Linked DNA regions of Homo sapiens: region 2 is linked to region 1. Evidence: chromatin loops called from intact Hi-C (ENCODE). Cell type or tissue: PC-9. All regions are shown on one strand. Each heading gives the region's core, and the rest is flanking DNA. Links, peaks and the distances in the headings are about the cores only.

What was found. Peaks named below come from ENCODE experiments on the same cell type or tissue, not always from the same donor. Only the 100,000 strongest peaks of a DNase experiment are listed, where the experiment ranks them.
Region 2: it touches region 1 in a loop (3-fold over the local background); 1 of 110 quality-filtered maps calls a loop at or near these places.

What each region holds. Positions count from the first base shown.
Region 1 is chr20:45,991,434-45,999,770 of GRCh38, forward strand. No RefSeq gene overlaps it. Among named protein-coding and RNA genes, the nearest start is that of MMP9, 13 kb to the right of the region's middle. RefSeq lists an enhancer at 3,983-4,490. In PC-9, for the core only: CTCF peaks have their summits at 4,947 and 5,149; DNase peaks (open chromatin) are centred at 2,238, 3,498 and 4,278; H3K27ac peaks cover 2,979 bases.
Region 2 is chr20:45,588,404-45,596,740 of GRCh38, forward strand. No RefSeq gene overlaps it. Among named protein-coding and RNA genes, the nearest start is that of WFDC8, 13 kb to the left of the region's middle. In PC-9, for the core only: CTCF peaks have their summits at 4,341 (motif pointing right) and 4,541; a DNase peak (open chromatin) is centred at 4,358; H3K27me3 peaks cover 473 bases.

The DNA.
Region 1 (8,337 bases), core at 131-8,130:
CAACAATCCCATATCAAGAAGTAGGATGGGCCAGGCGCGGTGGCTCATGTCTGTAATCCCAGCACTTTGGGAGGCTGAGGCAGGAGGATCGCTTGAACCCAGGAGTATGAGGTTGCAGGGAGCTCTGATCAAGCCATTACACTCCAACCTGGGAGACAGTGAGACCCTGTCTCAAAAAAAAAAAAAAAAAAGAAAAGAAAGGAAAATAAATAGGATATCATACAATGCCAGAAGACTCCTCCATACTTTGCCTGGCAGTGGAGTGACCACTATCTTATCTTAATTTTCTTCTTCTTCTGTTTTTTTTTTTTTTTTTTTTTTTTTTTGAGGCAGGGACTCAGCCTAGCCCAGTCTGGAGTGCAGTGGTGCAATCACAGTTCACTGTAACCTCAAGCTGGGCTCAAGTGATCCTCCCATCTCAGTCTCCTGAGTAGCTGAGACTACACAGACACACACGACCAAGCCCAGTGAATTTTTTGACTGTGGAGACGAGGTCTCATTATGTCACCCAGGCTGGTCTTGAACCCCTGGACTCAAACAATCTTCCCGCTGTGGCTTCCCAAAGTGCTGGGATTACAGGTATGGGCCACTGCACCTGGCCCAACTTTTTATTTTGAAAAATTCTCAAACCTTCACAGAAGTTGCAGGAGTAGTACAATGACCTTCACTCATAACCTTCATCTAGACTCACCAGTTGTTAATATATTTCTATATTTATAATACTTCCTCTTCTCTCTCTCTATTTATTTATATTTATACATGTAATACTTTTTTTTTCTGAACCACAAGGGAGTTAGTTGCACACATCTTCACATTTCACCCTTAAACCTCCAAAGAATAAGGGCAGTTTCTTACATAACCACAGTACAATTATCCAACATATAATCTACATTCAAATTTCTCAGCCGGGCATGGTGGCTGACGCCTGTGACCCCAGCACTTTGGGAGGCGGAGGTAGGCGGATCACCTGAGGTCAGGAGGTTGAGATCAGCCTGGTCAACGTGGTGAAACCCCATCTCTACTAAAAATACAAAAATTAGCGGAGCGTGGTGGTGCATGCTTGTAGTCCCAGCTACTTAGGATGCTGAGGCAGGAGACTGCTTGAATCTGGGAGGTGGAGGTTGCCAAGATCGCGCCACTGCATTCCAGCCTGGGCAACAGAGTGAGACTCTGTCTCAAAAAACAAACGAACAAACCAAAAAATAAAAAAACCCCACAAATGTCTCCAGTTGTCCCACAGACATCCCTTAATGTGGGCAATTTAAAACATTAAAAACCCAGGGTCCAATCAAGAAATTCACATTACTTTTAGTGTTCATGTTCTCTTTCTTGTGGTCATTATTTGACTGATTTATTTATTTATTTATTTGACAGTCTCACCCTGTTGCCCAGGCTGGAGTGCAGTGGTGTCATCTTGGCTCACTGCAACCTCCACCTCCCAGGTTCAAATGATTCTCCTCCTTCAACCTCTCGAGTAGCTGAGACTACAGGCACACGCCACCATGCCCGGCTCATTTTTGTATTTCTAGTAGAGACAGAGTTTCGCTGTGTTGGTCAGCTGGTCTTGAACTCCTGACCTCAGGTGATCTGCCTGCCTCGGCCTCCCAAAGTGTTGGGATTACAGGTGTGAGCCACCGCTCCTGGCTGAGATCCAGTTTCTTAAATAGGTTCTGGGGCTTTAGAAGTTGGAGGACTAGCTGGGCACGGTGGCTCGTGCCTATAATCCCAGATAATTGGGAGGCTGAGGTGGGAGGATCACTTGAACGGAGACGTTCGAGTACAGCCTGGGCAACAAAGTGAGACCTCCTGTCTTTCTATTTAAAAAAAAAAGGAAGAAGGAAGGAAGGAAGGAAAAAGAAAGGAGAGGAGAGGAGAGGAGAGGGGAGGAGAGGAGAGGCGAGGGGAGGGGAGGGGAGGGGAGAGGAGAGGAGGAAATTAGAGGACCCCTGAGTCAGGGGAAGCTACTCTAGTCTCTAAGGTCAGCCTGAGTGGGGTTTTGGGGTGCTTTGCAGGGAAGAGAGGAACCTCGCCTGCTCTCTTCGCAGGCTCCAGGTCTGCTCTGAGCCCACATCTGCCCGAAGGCATGCCCGCTGGGGTGTTCCTTGCTGAGCGAGTGAGGCAATCCCTGCAAGGGAGGTGTGGTGGTTCTGGCGTGAGCCTGAACCTTGGGGCAAGAGGGAAGGACAATGTACTTCTCAGCCATTGCAGGGTGTGTGTAACCTGCCCTGCCAGTGGGTGACTCAGGCTGAAACCAGACCCAGCATTCACCCTGTCTAAGCCTAGTTGGTTAGTGTCTGGAGTGCTGTCAATTGCTTTACATTTGCCCTTCAGGGAAATGCTTTTGCACTGACAGGCGGGGCCCAGATTGGAGGTTGTCAAATCTGCAAAGCCCTACTCCTCCATTTCCACATGGCAGACTCCTATTCACACTCCAAAACCCGGCCCAGGTAGTGCTCCTGCTGAACCCTTTCCTGACCTCTGACCCCTCCCCCATGGAGTGAATAATGTTGTCTTCCAATATGCACTCTGGAGCCAGACTGCCTGGGTGTGAATCCCTTCTCTGCCACTTACTAGCTGTGTAATCTTGGTCAAGTTACTTAACTTCTCTGTACTTCTACATCTGCGGAATGGGAAAAATTATAGCACCCATTTCACTGGGTAGTTGTGGGGGTTAAATGAGTTATTATACATAAATACTTAGGACAGTGCTTGGCACACAATATGAGCTCAAAAAGAGCTGACTAGTATTACTCTTATTATTATTATTATTTAGACAGAGTCTTGCTCTGTTGCCCAGGCTGGAGTACAGTGGCTTGATCTTGGCTCACTGTAACCTCTGCGTCCCAGGTTCAAGCAGTTCTCGTGCCTCAGCCTCCTGGGTAACTAGGATTACAGGCGAGTGCCACCACACCCCACTAATTTTTTTTTTTTTTAGGTTTTTTTTTTTTGTATTTTTAGTAGAGACGGGGTATTTTTTTTTTTTTTTTTAGATGGAGTTTTCGCTCTTTTCACCCAGGCTGGAGTGCAATGGCGCAATCTTGGCTCACCGCAACCTCCGCCTCCTGAGTTCAAGCGATTCTCCTGCCTCAGCCTCCCGAGTAACTGGGATTACAGGCATGTGCCTCCACGCCCGGCTAATTTTGTATTTTTAGTAGAGATGGGGTTTCTCCATGTTGGTCAGGCTGGTCTCGGACTCCTGACCTCAGGTGATCCGCCCGCCTCGGCCTCCCAAAGTGCTAGGATTACAGGCGTGAGCCACCGCGCCCAGCTGAGATGGGGTATTTTGTATTTTTAGTAGAGATGGGGGTTTCACCATGTTGGCCAGGCTGGTCTTGAATTCCTGGCCTCAAGTGATCCTCTCACCTTGGCCTCCCAAAATATTGGGATTACAGGTGTAAGCCACTGCGTCCGGCCACTCTTATGTTTGTATTTAAGAAATACCTAAGGCTGAGCGTGGTGGCTCATGCCTGAAGTCTCAGCTACTCCAGAGGCTGAGGCAGGAGGATTGCTTCAGCCTAGGAGTTTAAGGTTACAATGAGACATGATCGTGCCACTGCACTCCAGCCTGGGCAATAGAGCAGGATCCTGTCTGTCAAAGAAAGAGAAGAAATACCTGAGAATATAGTGAACACAGCACATAAGTTTCCTGCACCCATGATATGTTCTCAGCCTGTGTGGACAGATAGACAAATAAACAGGAAATTCACTCTGAATGATGAAAAATGTCTCAGTAAGGGAAGTGGTGGGCTGAGGGGAGTCATGGGAGCACAGAAAAAGCCCCCTTCCCAGGTTGGGGTGGTCAGCAGCATTTTCCTGGAATAAATGACAACTCAGCTGAAATATAAAAGATGAATAAGATTTAGCCAGGCAAAGAGGGAGGGCAGAGAGGGGAAGCGTGGGAAGGGTTTGAGGCAGGAGGGATGGATAGTGCAAAGGCTCAGAAGCCAGAGTTCTTGATGTATTTCAAGAACCGAAGCTCAGGATGGAGCGTGGATCCCGGAGCGTGGGTGGGTGGGTGCCCTTGGCATATACACCAGTTATTCACTGTGTCTCTTTGTGATCTGTCTTCCTTCCTAGTGTGTGAGCTCCTGCAGGACAAAGCTCACATCTCCTTGAATTCCCTGCGCCCAGCACCCAGCTCAGCACTCAGCAGGGATTCAATAAATGTTTGCTGAATGGAAATGAGAAATTTGAGAACCCATCAGGGAGCCATCTTGGGCAACCTTTTCATTTGCTTAACCTGTGAATTTGGAATTCTTGTTAGCCTTGGGCTATTCTTAATAGCCAAGTTTATTTGTTTGTTCAGAATTGTCATCTGCTGTGCGTCTCAGACTCCTCTGAATGAGGTGGTTCTGTCCGGGCAAAGTCAAGTTTCTGGCCCAACAAGGTGAAACCTGATCCTTTGAGTCCCTCTCTGGATGCCATTCTGTAAACTTTCTTTCTTACCATCTGTAAACTTTCTTTCTTTCTTTCTTTCCTTCCTTCCTTCCTTCCTTCCTTCCTTCCTTCCTTCCTTCCTTCCCTCCTTCCTTCCTTCCTTTCTTTCTTTCTTTCTTTTTGAGACAGTCTCACTCTGTCACCCAGACTGGAGTGCAATGGCGCGATCTTGGCTCACTGCAACCTCCACCTCCTGGGTTCAAGCGATTCTCCTGTCTCAGCCTCCCGAGTAGTTGGGATTACAGGTGCACACTACCATGCCTGCCTAATTTTTGTGTTTTTATTAGAGACGGGGTTTCACCATGTTGGCCAGGCTGGTTTTGAACTCTTGACCTCAGGTGATCCACCCACCTCGGCCTCCCAAAGTGCTGGGATTACAGGTGTGAGCCACCGCGCCCAGCAATTTTTTTTTTTTTTTTTTTTTTTTTTGAGATGAAGTCTTGCTCTGTCGCCCAGGCTGGAGAGCAGTGGCGCCATCTAGGCTCACTGCAACCTCTGCCTCCCAGGTTCAAGTGATTCTCCTGCCTCAGCCTCCCCAGTAGCTGGTATTACAAGCGCCCGCCACCACGCCCAGCTAATTTGTGTGTGTGTGTGTATTTTTAGTAGAGATGGGGTTTCACCATGTTGGCCAGGCTGGTCTCGACCTCAGATGGTCAGCCTGCCTCGGCCTCCCAAAGTGCTAGGATTACAGGCATGAGCCACCGCACCTGGCCAAACTTTCTTTTTTTTTTGAGACAAGGGCTCGCTCTGTCGCCCAGGCTGGAGTGCAGTCGTGTGATCACGGTTCGCTGCAGCCTCGACCTCCTAGGCTCAAGTTATCCTCCCACCTCAGCCTCCTGAGTAGCTAGGACCACAGGTGCATGCCACCACATGTGGCTAATTTTTTTTACTGTTGTGGAGAAAGGAGGAGGGAGAGGGGAGTCTCATTATCTTGCCCAGGCTAGTCTTAAACTCCTGGACTCAAGCAGGCCTCTCACCTTGGCCTCCCAAAGTGCTGGGATTACAGGCATGAGCCATCATGCCTGGTCATCTGTAAACTTTCAAACTTTGCCTTGTATCAGGTCACCTGGGGATCTTATGCAGGTGAGGCAGATTCTGATTCAGTATGTCTGTGGTCTGGCCCGAGATTCTGCATTTCTGACTGGCTCCCAGGTGATGCCAATGCTGCCGGTCCGTGGATTACACTTTGAGTAGCAAGCCGTTAGACAACATTCACATCTTTCCTGGCCCTCACTGCAATGACGACTTTAAAAGCAGGTTGGAGTCAGGCTCAGCAGGGCCTTGGATGCCAGGCTAAGGAGTTCAGCATTTATTCTGGAGGCAATAAGGAGCTGGATGCTGGGTGCTAGAGGGGCTGAGCTATTGCAAAAACAGGAGAGAGAGGTGGCAAGGCTGAAGCTCAGGCAGAGGCAGTGGGAATGCAGAGGATGGTGGTGTCCTGGGCTGAACTGTGTTCCCCTCAAAAAATTCAGTGTTGAAACCTTAACCCCTAGCACTTCAGAAGGTGACTGTATTTGGAGATAGGGTATTTAAAGAGGTAATTAAGTTAAAATGAGGTCATGGGAATGGGCCTTAATCCAATATGACTGGCGTCCTTAAGAAGAGGAAATTAGGACACAGACATGCACAGAGGGGAGACCATGCGAAGACAAGGAAAGTAGACGGCCATCTACAGACCCAGGAAGGGGGGCTCAGAAGAAACCAGCCCTGCCAGCACCTTGATCTAGGACTTCTGCCTCCAGAACTATGAGAAAATACATTTCTGTTGTTTAAGCCACCCATCTATGGGACTTTGTTATGGCAGCCCATGCAAGCAAATAAATACAGAGGGGCTGGATTAAAGAGGACTGTCCAGGTTGTCAGTTACTTGAATGTCATTGTGGGGGGCTATCGGATGCCATACAGGTGATTTGGAAATTGGGAAGGCCTGGGAATGAATAGGAAGCTGGAGGAGGGGCCCAGAGGGAGGAGCAGGGCTGGGGAGGACTGGATTTGGACCAGGTTACATTGGAGGTGCCACTGGGACCTCGGCAGGTGCTACCCAGGGGGCTTTAGGAAATGAGGCCAGTGGTGCTTTCCGTTAAAGCCAGGCACTCAGGGAGTGAGGAGAAGGAAGAGAATGGTCCTGTATTAGTGGGGGCCCTGGGTTTTAAATAAGCAAAACTGGCTCAGGCTAACTTAAGCAAAAAGGAATGTACTAAACAGATTTCTGGAGGCTCACAGCAGCGATGTGAAGGCTCAAGGCCAAGCTTGGAAGGTGAGCTGGTGTCGAGGGAGACTGGCCCACAGTGGGCACGATCAGGAACGCGTAGCAGGGTCAGCCTGGACTGACCCTGGAGGACCCTCAGGACTGCTGGGCTCTGCTCATACATCAATCCAGCAGTCTCCTAAGATTCAGAGATCTGGGGGGAGCATCCTATGGCCCAAACCCAGTCACATGTCTGCATCCCTGATGCCCGGGGGAGGTTTCCAGTGGGAGGATACCTCTCCATCCCTGGAAGATTAAAGATGGCTGCATGCTCTGTGATACTCCTTTCATATCACAGGAGATAGAGAATTGGGCTCTATCTTCCTCTCCTGGCCTGTGACTGCTTTGGCCAATAGAATACAGTGGATGTGACACTATGCCAGCTTCAGGCCCAGACTTTAAGGGAAGTGGCAGCTTCTGCCTTGGTCTCTGGGAGCCCTGAGTCACTCACTCCGTAAGAAGACTGACTGGAGAGACCACATGGAGATTACGTGGGGAAGGGAGAAGGGCACACTACAGCCCAGCCTTCCAGCTAGCTCTGCCAAGACCCCAGTGTTTTATATACATATTTTTCTTTTTTATTTTAGAGATGGTGGTCTTGCTATGTTGCCCAGGCTGGTCTCAAACTCCTGGGCTCAAACAATCCTCCCACCTCGCCCTCCCAAAGTGCTGGGATCACAGGCATGAGTCACCGCACCGGCTGACCCCCATGTTTTAAATTGTACCTGGGATTTTGTTTTTATTCAGGTATGGCGAGGCCAACAGATCAGGAGATGATTGTCATTGAAAGACAGTTGGTTAACCACAGTTCTCAAGAGGAGGGGGCATGCCATGTCACACAGGGCCACATGGGGAAGTACCAGCATCAGTCAGGAGGCAGAAGGAGGAAGGGGGAAGTGTGGGCCAGAGTCTTCATTGTGATTTTGGTGGGAAGGAATAGGCAAGGCAGGGTAGACAAGCTGGATGGGTTTAGGACTGGCTAGCTTGAACAATTCCCTTGGGTTCTGGGCTATAGGGGTGGTCCCTAGTTGTCTAGTACCTAAGCAGGATGATCTAGAATGGGGGATAGCATCCTGAACTGCAGGAGCTGATAAAAGGAGGTAGGAGGTGGATGGGGGTTATGGAATCAAGATTGGTTGGTTTGCACATTAAGAGGTGCTCCCAGGCAAGATTGCCATCTCTAGGAATTAGCTATCCCTAGGAGGGGCAGTCCCTTTTCGGGTCCATAAGGCCCCTGGATGTCAAAGCATCATAAAATACAGAAAAGAAAAAACACGATTAATAGGCCAGGCGTGGTGGCTCACACCTGCAATCCCAGCACTTTTGGAGGCTGAGGCAGGAGTATCACTTGAGCCCAGGAGTTTGACACAAACCTGAGCAACACAGTGAGACTCCATCTCTGCCAAAAACAAACAAAAAATTTGCTGGGTGTGGTGGCGCATGCCTGTAGTAGCAGCTACTCAGGAGGCTGGGGCGGGAGGATCACTTAAGCCCAGGAGTTAGGGGCTGCCATGAGCTATGTTCGTGCCACTGCACTCCAGCCTGGGAGAAAAAGTGAGACTCTGACTCAAAAAATAAAAAATAAAAACATGATGAATCCATCCAGGAATGGGAGTAAAACACCTTGGACTTTCCAGTCCACACTGAGCCAC
Region 2 (8,337 bases), core at 217-8,216, 400 kb before region 1:
TTTAAGTTCAATGAGCAGAGACATAAATGCCAGATCTCCTAGGGTTTGGCTAAATCAAGCAGACCTACAAGAGGAGTGTGGGGAGTCTGGGGATAGGATGAAGAAGCAGAGGCCCCAGATTGGATTGGCTGGGACTGAGGAGGCATAGCATCCTGCTGTCTGTCTCCCCACAACCTAAGAGTCCATAATTTTTGAGAACTGGATGAAGAGGGAAAGGTGCTTCTTAGATCTTACCATCTTCAAGAAGCATGCAGACATTTCCGCAGAAGACATTACTGCATTAATGATGAATTTGAGATTCTGAGTGTAACTTGCAGAAGGTTCTGCCTATCAGTGAGAATCTGTGTGGCATTTCAGTTTTGGCTTTGATAAAATTGAGGAGTATATGAGCAGTAACACCCAGGAGGGTGTTTCTCACTATTATCAGCCCCTCCAATGCTCCAGGACCCACTCCATTGATTTCCCTTCTTCCTCTCCCCAGCGCAAGGATCTGGGTGGTTTTCTTTGTTGTTGTTGTTGTTGTTGTTGTTGGCTTCTGGAGTAAAGTTCCAGTCCCCAATCATCCTCCCTTCAACAACTCAGCTGCTATGACGTCACCTCTATGGAATTTAAACTCACAGAACCTGAGTTCAATTCTTAGAGCAACTAGTTCTGAGGCACTTTCTAGTCCCCCATTTTACAGGATGGGAAGAATTGAATCTCAAAGTAGGGAAAAAACTTTCCTTCCACCTTCACCTCTCCACTTCTGGCTGAAATGGCCCTGAAAGACTCAGCTCTTCCCTACCCATATTCATCATGCAATATCTACTCACCACCTTACCTTCAATTCTTCTGAAGATTTCACTTTTGTTATCCCAGTGGCTCCAAACTTCTCTCCATCAAGCATGCATTTTATTTCTCCTTTTTATGCCCAATGTTTTGAAATACTCAATCCTAATAAAAGGGCATGTTTCAAGAAATAATTAGTAGTCCTTTCCCAATTTGGTGTTCCTCTTTGGAACTCTTAACTGAGGACATAAACTCCTAAGTTTATGTCCTCCTCAGTTTATGAGCTAGGAACCCTCCATGCAGGCTCTGAACCTGGTGGAGCTCTTCCTTGGTAAGTGTCCTCCTAGACAAAAACTCAGTGAGGCCACCACTGTCCCCCAAACACAGATAAAAACATTGCATTACTTGCAGCATCAGGAGATCCTCAAGCCTGAGAATTAAACATTTAGTTTTCTTCAGGGATTCTGACTTTTTTAAAAAGCTGTGTTTTTATGTTGCCAGCCCCTGGCACCTCTCTGCAATAGGACTGTAAAAGTCTTTTTGTTTTCCACCCACTCTTCATTTTGAAGCCCAGCCAGAATACATACAGTAATCTGAAAATTCCATTACAGGAAAAAACTCTTTCTTTCCATTCTCCTGACACTGGCAGAACCACAATGCCAAGGAGTATCAGCAATTTGGACATCTGAGTAAAGCTGGCAGGAGACTCAGGATTTTACCAGGCTCTGCTGGGGGTAGAAAAGGGTTCCAGATGAGGAGTTTGGAGAATGTGTGACTCGACTCTCACTACCTTATCTGGTTCTGCCTCCTCCACTCCTCTGGCCATCACTCCCTGGGTGGGCACTGGCTTCTCACAAAGTACTTCCTTTTTCTTATAGCTCATACACCTCTCATTGCAGAAATAAATTCTCCACACTTTTTTTTAATTTTTGAAATTTGAAAAATATACATTTGAAAAACAGAAAAGAACAAAGAGAAGTAATGAGATAGTAGTTATTCCTTACCTAGAGATAATAACTGTTGATAATTTACTACGTGTCCAGATTTTTTTACTGTATCAATACATATATCATCTGAATTTATATCTAATCTTTACCTCTACTCATATATAATCTATATATATGTGTTTTTCATCAAATATGCCTCAGATTATACATGCTGTTTCTAACTTTTTTCATTTAATCAAATATTGCAGAAATAATTTATTTTCTATAAAATGATTTTGGGAGCAAGTACTGTTTTCTTTATGTATACTGCACACAAGTGCATAAATCATTAGTGGATTTTTACTACATACATACCCATCTAGACACCACCCAGATTAAGAAAGAGATCATCAGATAATATTCCTCTTCTCTCATCCAAGAAAAGGTCATCGCTATTTTAAATTTTATCACCATCAATTAGACTTGCCTATTTTAAACTTTATATAAATGGAATAATACAGTGTGTATTATTTTGTGTCTGGCTTCTTTTGCTCAACATCATGTTTGGAAAGTCCGTCTATATTGTGGATGTTGTTCATTCAATTTCATTGTTATATAATATTCCATTGAATGAATATAATATTTAATCCATTCCACTTTTGATAGATATTTGGATTGTATCCAAGTTAGAGTCTTATGAATGTTTCTATGACCACTTTTATATATGGCACTGGGCATACATATAGATATTCCTGTTGGGTATATACCTAGAAGTGGAATTTTTGGGTCATAGGATATGCATATGTTCAGTTTTAGGAGATCTGCCAAACAGTTTTCCAAATTGGTTATATCAGTATACATTCTCATCAGCAGAATATGAGACTTCCAGTGATGCTGATTTTTCTGCAACATTTAGGTTTCTTAAAAACTTTTTTTTTTTTTTTAGATGGAGTCTTGCTTTGTTGCCCAGGCTGGAGTGCAGTGGCGTGATCTTGGCTCACTGCAAGCTCCACCTCCCGGGTTCACGCCATTCTCCTGCCTCAGCCTCCCAAGTAGCTGGGACTACAGGCACCCACCACCACACCTGGCTAATTTTTTGTATTTTTAGTAGAGACAGGGTTTCACCGTGTTAGCCAGGATGGTCTCGATCTCCTGACCTCGTGGTGCACCCGCCTCGGCCTCCCAAAGTGCTGGGATTACAGGCATGAGCCACCGCGCCCTGCCTTAAAAAATCTTTTTCATTTTAGCCCTTCTGTTATGTGTGTGTTTTGTGATTTGAATTTGCATTTTCCTGATAACTAATCAAGTTGGGCACCTTTTTATTACCTTTTATTGAACATTTGGATATTGTCTTTTATAAATTGGCTGGTTGAATCTTTTTGCTCATTTTTCAATTTTATGCCCTTTTCTTATTTATTACACATTCTTATATACCCTGGATATGAGTCCCTTGATAAATATGTATATTACAAATATCTTCTCTCACTCTGTAATTTGCTTTTTCACTCTCTTTTATTTTTTAATAAACAGAAATTATTATTTTAATGTAGTTCAATTTATCCATCTTTTCCCCTATGGTTAGTATTTTTGTTTCCCATTTAAGAAGGATTTCCTGCCCCAAAGTTATGAAGATATTCTTCTGTGTTATCTTCTAGCATCTTACGTTATATTTTTGACATTTAAATCTATAGTGTAACTTACAGATTTAAATATATACTTTAATGTATGTTTTTACTTCATTCACTTTTTTCTTTTTATTATTTTCTTCCTTCTAACTTCCACTGTGATTTTTATTTCTTTTTTTTTGTTCTGCCAATTTTTGCTTAATATATTTGATGCCGTATTACTAGATAAATCACATTTCAAACTACTATTTGTTTGTGGTGGATTGACAATTTCATCATCATGAAATGTCCAGTTTTATCTTTAATAATGCTTCTTGCTTTAAAGGCTACTTTGTCTGATATTAACATATTCATACTCACAGTCTTTTGTTAGCATTTGCATAGTATACTTGCTTACATCCTTCAACTTTCAAACCTTAAGGTAGATCTTTCAAACCTTATATTTAAGATAGATGTCTTAAGCTGCATTCGTTTTGTTTATTCACTCTGACAGTCTTTGTCTTTTATTTGTAATATTAGGTCTGTTTGTATTTAATGCAATAAATGATATATTTGGGTTTGTATCAACCAATTACTATGCAATTTCTATTGTCCAACAGCTGTTCTATTTTTCTTTTTATCCTTCTTGCACTTTGGATTAATCAAGCTTTTTTCCTATAATTTCATTAACACTGCCCCCCTCATTGACTTGTTAGTTAGTTATTCTCTTACATTACAAAATTCATCTTGGACTTATTAGGGTATAAAATAAAATTTGCATCCCAGGCAATGCAAAAATTTTCAAACATTTTACCTCCAAGTACTCACATCTTTTGTGTTTTTTTTTAATGTACCATAATTCTACATAAATCTAAATTCCATGGAAATTACTATTGACTGTATAATCAATAGTAACTTAAATAAAGATATCTCGGTTTTGGCCCTGTTGATGTTTTGGGCCATATAATTATTTGTTGTAAAAGGCTGTTCCACGCATTACGGATGTTTAGCAGCATCCTTGGTCTCTATCCACTAGATGTCAGTAGCACCAACCCCCAAGTTGTGACAATTAAAAATGTCTTCAAACATTGCCAAATGTCCCCTAGTGGGCACAATTGTCCTGACTTGGGAACCACAGATTAGATTTACCCACATATTTTCCCTTTCTGTTTTTCTTCATTCCTTCTTCCATTTTCTTGTTCATCATTTGCCTGCATAAATCTCTGATATTTCATTTCTTTTCTTTTCTTTTTTTTTTTTTTTGAGATAGAGTCTCACTCACCCAGGCTGGAGAGCAGTGGCGTGATCCTGGCTCACTGCAACCTCCATCTCCTGGGTTCAAGCAATTCTCCTGCCTCATCCTCCCATGTAGCTGGGACTACAAGCATGTGCCACCACACCTAGCTAATTTTTGTATTTTTAGTAGAGACGAGGTTTCACCATGTTGGCCAGGCTGGTCTTGAACTCCTGACCTCAAGTGATACACCCTCCTTGGCCTCCCAAAGTGCTGGGATTGCAGGTGTGAGCCACTGTGCCTGGCCTGATATTTCTTTCCATGTGAAAGTGCTGGTGATGAATTTTCTCAGTCTTTCTCTGAAAATACCTTAGTTCTGGTCTTATTTTTGAAAGATTTTTTTCTTAGGTATAGAATTCTAGGTTAGCATTATTTTCCATCAGCAAGTTGAAGATATCATTCCATTGTCTTCTCCCTTTCATTATTTCCATTGGGAAGACAGCTATCAGTATTACTGTTATTCTTAAAAAGGCATGTCTTTTTTTCTGTCAGATTTTAAGATTTTTCTCTTTGCTTTGGCTTCAAGTAAAATTAAAACAGATATACCTACATATGGTTTTACTGTGATGTGCCTAGGTGTTCACTGGTCTCAGGCGGCTTCTTTAATATGTAGCTTGATGTCTTATATCAGTTTACCAAATTCTCAGCCATTTTCCCTTTCTTTGCTCTATTCTGTCTTTCTTCTCCTTCTGCATCTCCAATTACACATATGTTAGTTCTCTCACTATATGCTATATGTCACATTCATTCTTTTCTATACTTTCTAGTATTATTTTCCTCTCCCTGTTTTAGTCTGGATATGTTCTGCTAACTTATCTTTCAGTTTGATCAACCTCTCTTCAGCTGGGTCCAGGCTTCTCTAAATAGCATACACTGATTATTTTATTTTTATCATTGTATTTTTATTTTTGGGATTTTGATTATTTTCTTTTTTATTATAATGAGTCTCTTGAATACAGCACACAGGTGGATTTTGACTCTATCTGGCTTGCCACTCTGTGTCCTTAAATTGGGGGCATTTAACCCATTTACATTTAAAGTTAATATTGTTATGTGTGAATTGTATCCTGATATCATGATGCCTGTTGGTTATTTTGCAGACCTGTTTATGCATTTGCTTCATAGTGTCACTCATCTGTGTGTTTCAGTGTGTTTTTTGTAGCGGCTGGTATTGGTTTTTCCTTCCATGTTTAGTGCTTCCTTCAGAAGCTCTTGGAAGGCAGACCTGGTGGTGACAAATTCCCTCAGCATTTGCTGTCTGAAAAAGATTTTATTTCTCCTTCACTTAGGAAGCTCAGCTGGGCCAAATATTAAATTCTAGGTTGGAAATTATTTGCTTTAAGGGTGTTTAAAATTGGCCCCCGATCTCTTCTGGCTTGTAGGGTTTCTGCTGAGATGTCTGCTGTTAGTCTGATGGGCTTCCCTTTACAGGTAACCTGGTCCTTCTCTCTGGCTGCCCTTAACATTTTTTTTTTCATTTTGACCTTGTAGAATCTGATGATTATGTGTCAGGGCTGATCTTCTCATGGAGTATTTTACTGGGGTTCTCTGGATTTCCTGAGTTTGAATGTTGGCCTGTCTTGCTAGGTTGGGTGAGTTTTCCTGGATGATACACTGAAGTGTATTTTCCTACTTGGTTTCATTCTCCCAGTCTCTTTCAGGTACCCCATCATTTCTAGGTTCAGTCTTTTAACATAGTCCCATAGTTCTTGGAGGTTTTGTTCATTCCTTTTCATTCTTTTTTTCTCTAATCTTGTCTGCCTGCCTTATTTCAGCAAGATAGTCTTCAAGCTCTGATATCCTTTCTTCCACTTGGTCTATTCAGCTATTGATACTTGTGTTTGCATTATGAAGTTCTCATGTTGTGTTTTTCAGCTCCATCAGATCATTTATGTTCCTCTCTAAAGTGGTGATTCTGATTAACAGCACCTGTGATGTTTTATCATAGTTCTTAGCTTCTTTGCTGTGAGTTAGAACATAATCCTTTAGCTTGGTGAAGTTCTTTATTACCCATCTTCCTAAGCCTACTTCTGTCAATTCATCCATCTCAGTCTCAGCCCATTTCTGTGCCCTTGCTAGAGAGGTGTTGCAACTCTCTGAAGGAGAAGAGGCACTCTGGCTTTTTGAGTTTTCAGCATTTTTTCTCATCTTCATGGGTTTATCTACCTTTGATCTTTGAGGCTGCTGACATTTGAATGGAGTTTTTTATGGTGCCTTTTTCATTGATGCTGTTGCATTCTGTTTGCTTTTATTTTAGCAGTCAGGCTCCTCTTCTGCAGGGCTGCTGCAGTTTGCTTGTGGTCCACTCCAGTTCCTATTTGCCTGGGTCCCTCCCATCCCTGGAGTTATCACCAGTGGAGGCTGCAGACCAGCAAAGATGCCAAGCTGCTCCTTCCTCTGAGAGCTCTGTCTTAGAGGGGCACTGGCCTGACGCCAGCTGAAACACTCCTGCATGAGGTGTGTGGAGACTCCTGTTGAGAGGTCTCACTTAGTCAGCAGGAGCAGGGTCAGAGACCTGCTTAAATAAGCAGAGTTTCTGCCCCTTGAAGGGTGTGCCACACTGGGGGAATCACCCTCATCTGGGCTGCCCTGACTCTCCAGAGCCAGTAGGCAGAAAAGACAGATCATTGATCCACAATACCACAGCTGTCCCTCCTCCTAGGAGGTCCTCTCAGGGTTATCAGTGCCCCATCCATAAACCCCTGGCTGGGGATACTGAGATTCCCACTGGGAGGCCCCAACCAGCACTTTGGGAGGCCAAGGCAGGCAGATCACTTGAGGTGAGGAGTTGAAGACCAACCTGGCTAACATGGCGAAACCCCATCTCTACTAAATATACAAAAATTAGCCAGACATGGTGGCATGCACGTGTAATCCCAGCTACTTGGGAGGCTGAGGCATGAGAATTGCCTGAACCTGGGAGGTAGAGGTTGCAGTGAGCTGAGATCGTGCCACTGCACTCCAGCCTGGACGACAGAGTGAGACTCCGTCTCAAAAATAAATAAATTAACCCTAATGAATAAAGCTTTAATTGTGGGGCATTCAGATAATGGAAAATTGTCCTTAGTTAGGGGGGACTTCTGAAAGCCCTTCTCATTTTGTCCCTGTTGACACAAGCAACATTGCCTTTGCTTGGCATGAAACCCAGCAGCAGGGCCTAGGCACAGAGATCAGCTCCCTAACTATTCTGTTGATGCAACAGCATCACTGGATGTCTCATATCTGAGATACTGCTGATCTGTTCTCCTCTTGGTTTGGGCACAAACCATGCAGATGGGACATTAGTGATGTTCCGATGATGCAGTGTCCCAGGTAGCAAAAGCAATAAGGCAGAGGTTGATCCGAGTGAGGGTAGGAATAGGGCATGGAGTGATGCTCTGGATTCTTGGCCTCTGCACTTAGCACAAAGGAGGAGTGTCTGGAGCAGACTGACAAGGAACAAAATAGTTCCAGGAGACAGGTGCCATGCTGCTGCTTATTTGGGTTGAAACACACCAGCCTAGATTAGTGTTTCTTTGAACAACTATTAATAATATTTGTTGCTTGGAACAATAGTTGTTAGTTGTAACTAATAAATCTATTGCTTACCCCTGCTATACCCATGGGATACACCCCACCCCACCTTCATCTATCCATTACAAAAAAACTCCTGTGTTCCCACAGAAGTCAAAACAGATATTTCCCCCCCTGGGGAATGCTCCTGATAAAATCCACAGTACTGCAGATGGAGGGCTCCTAGACTTAA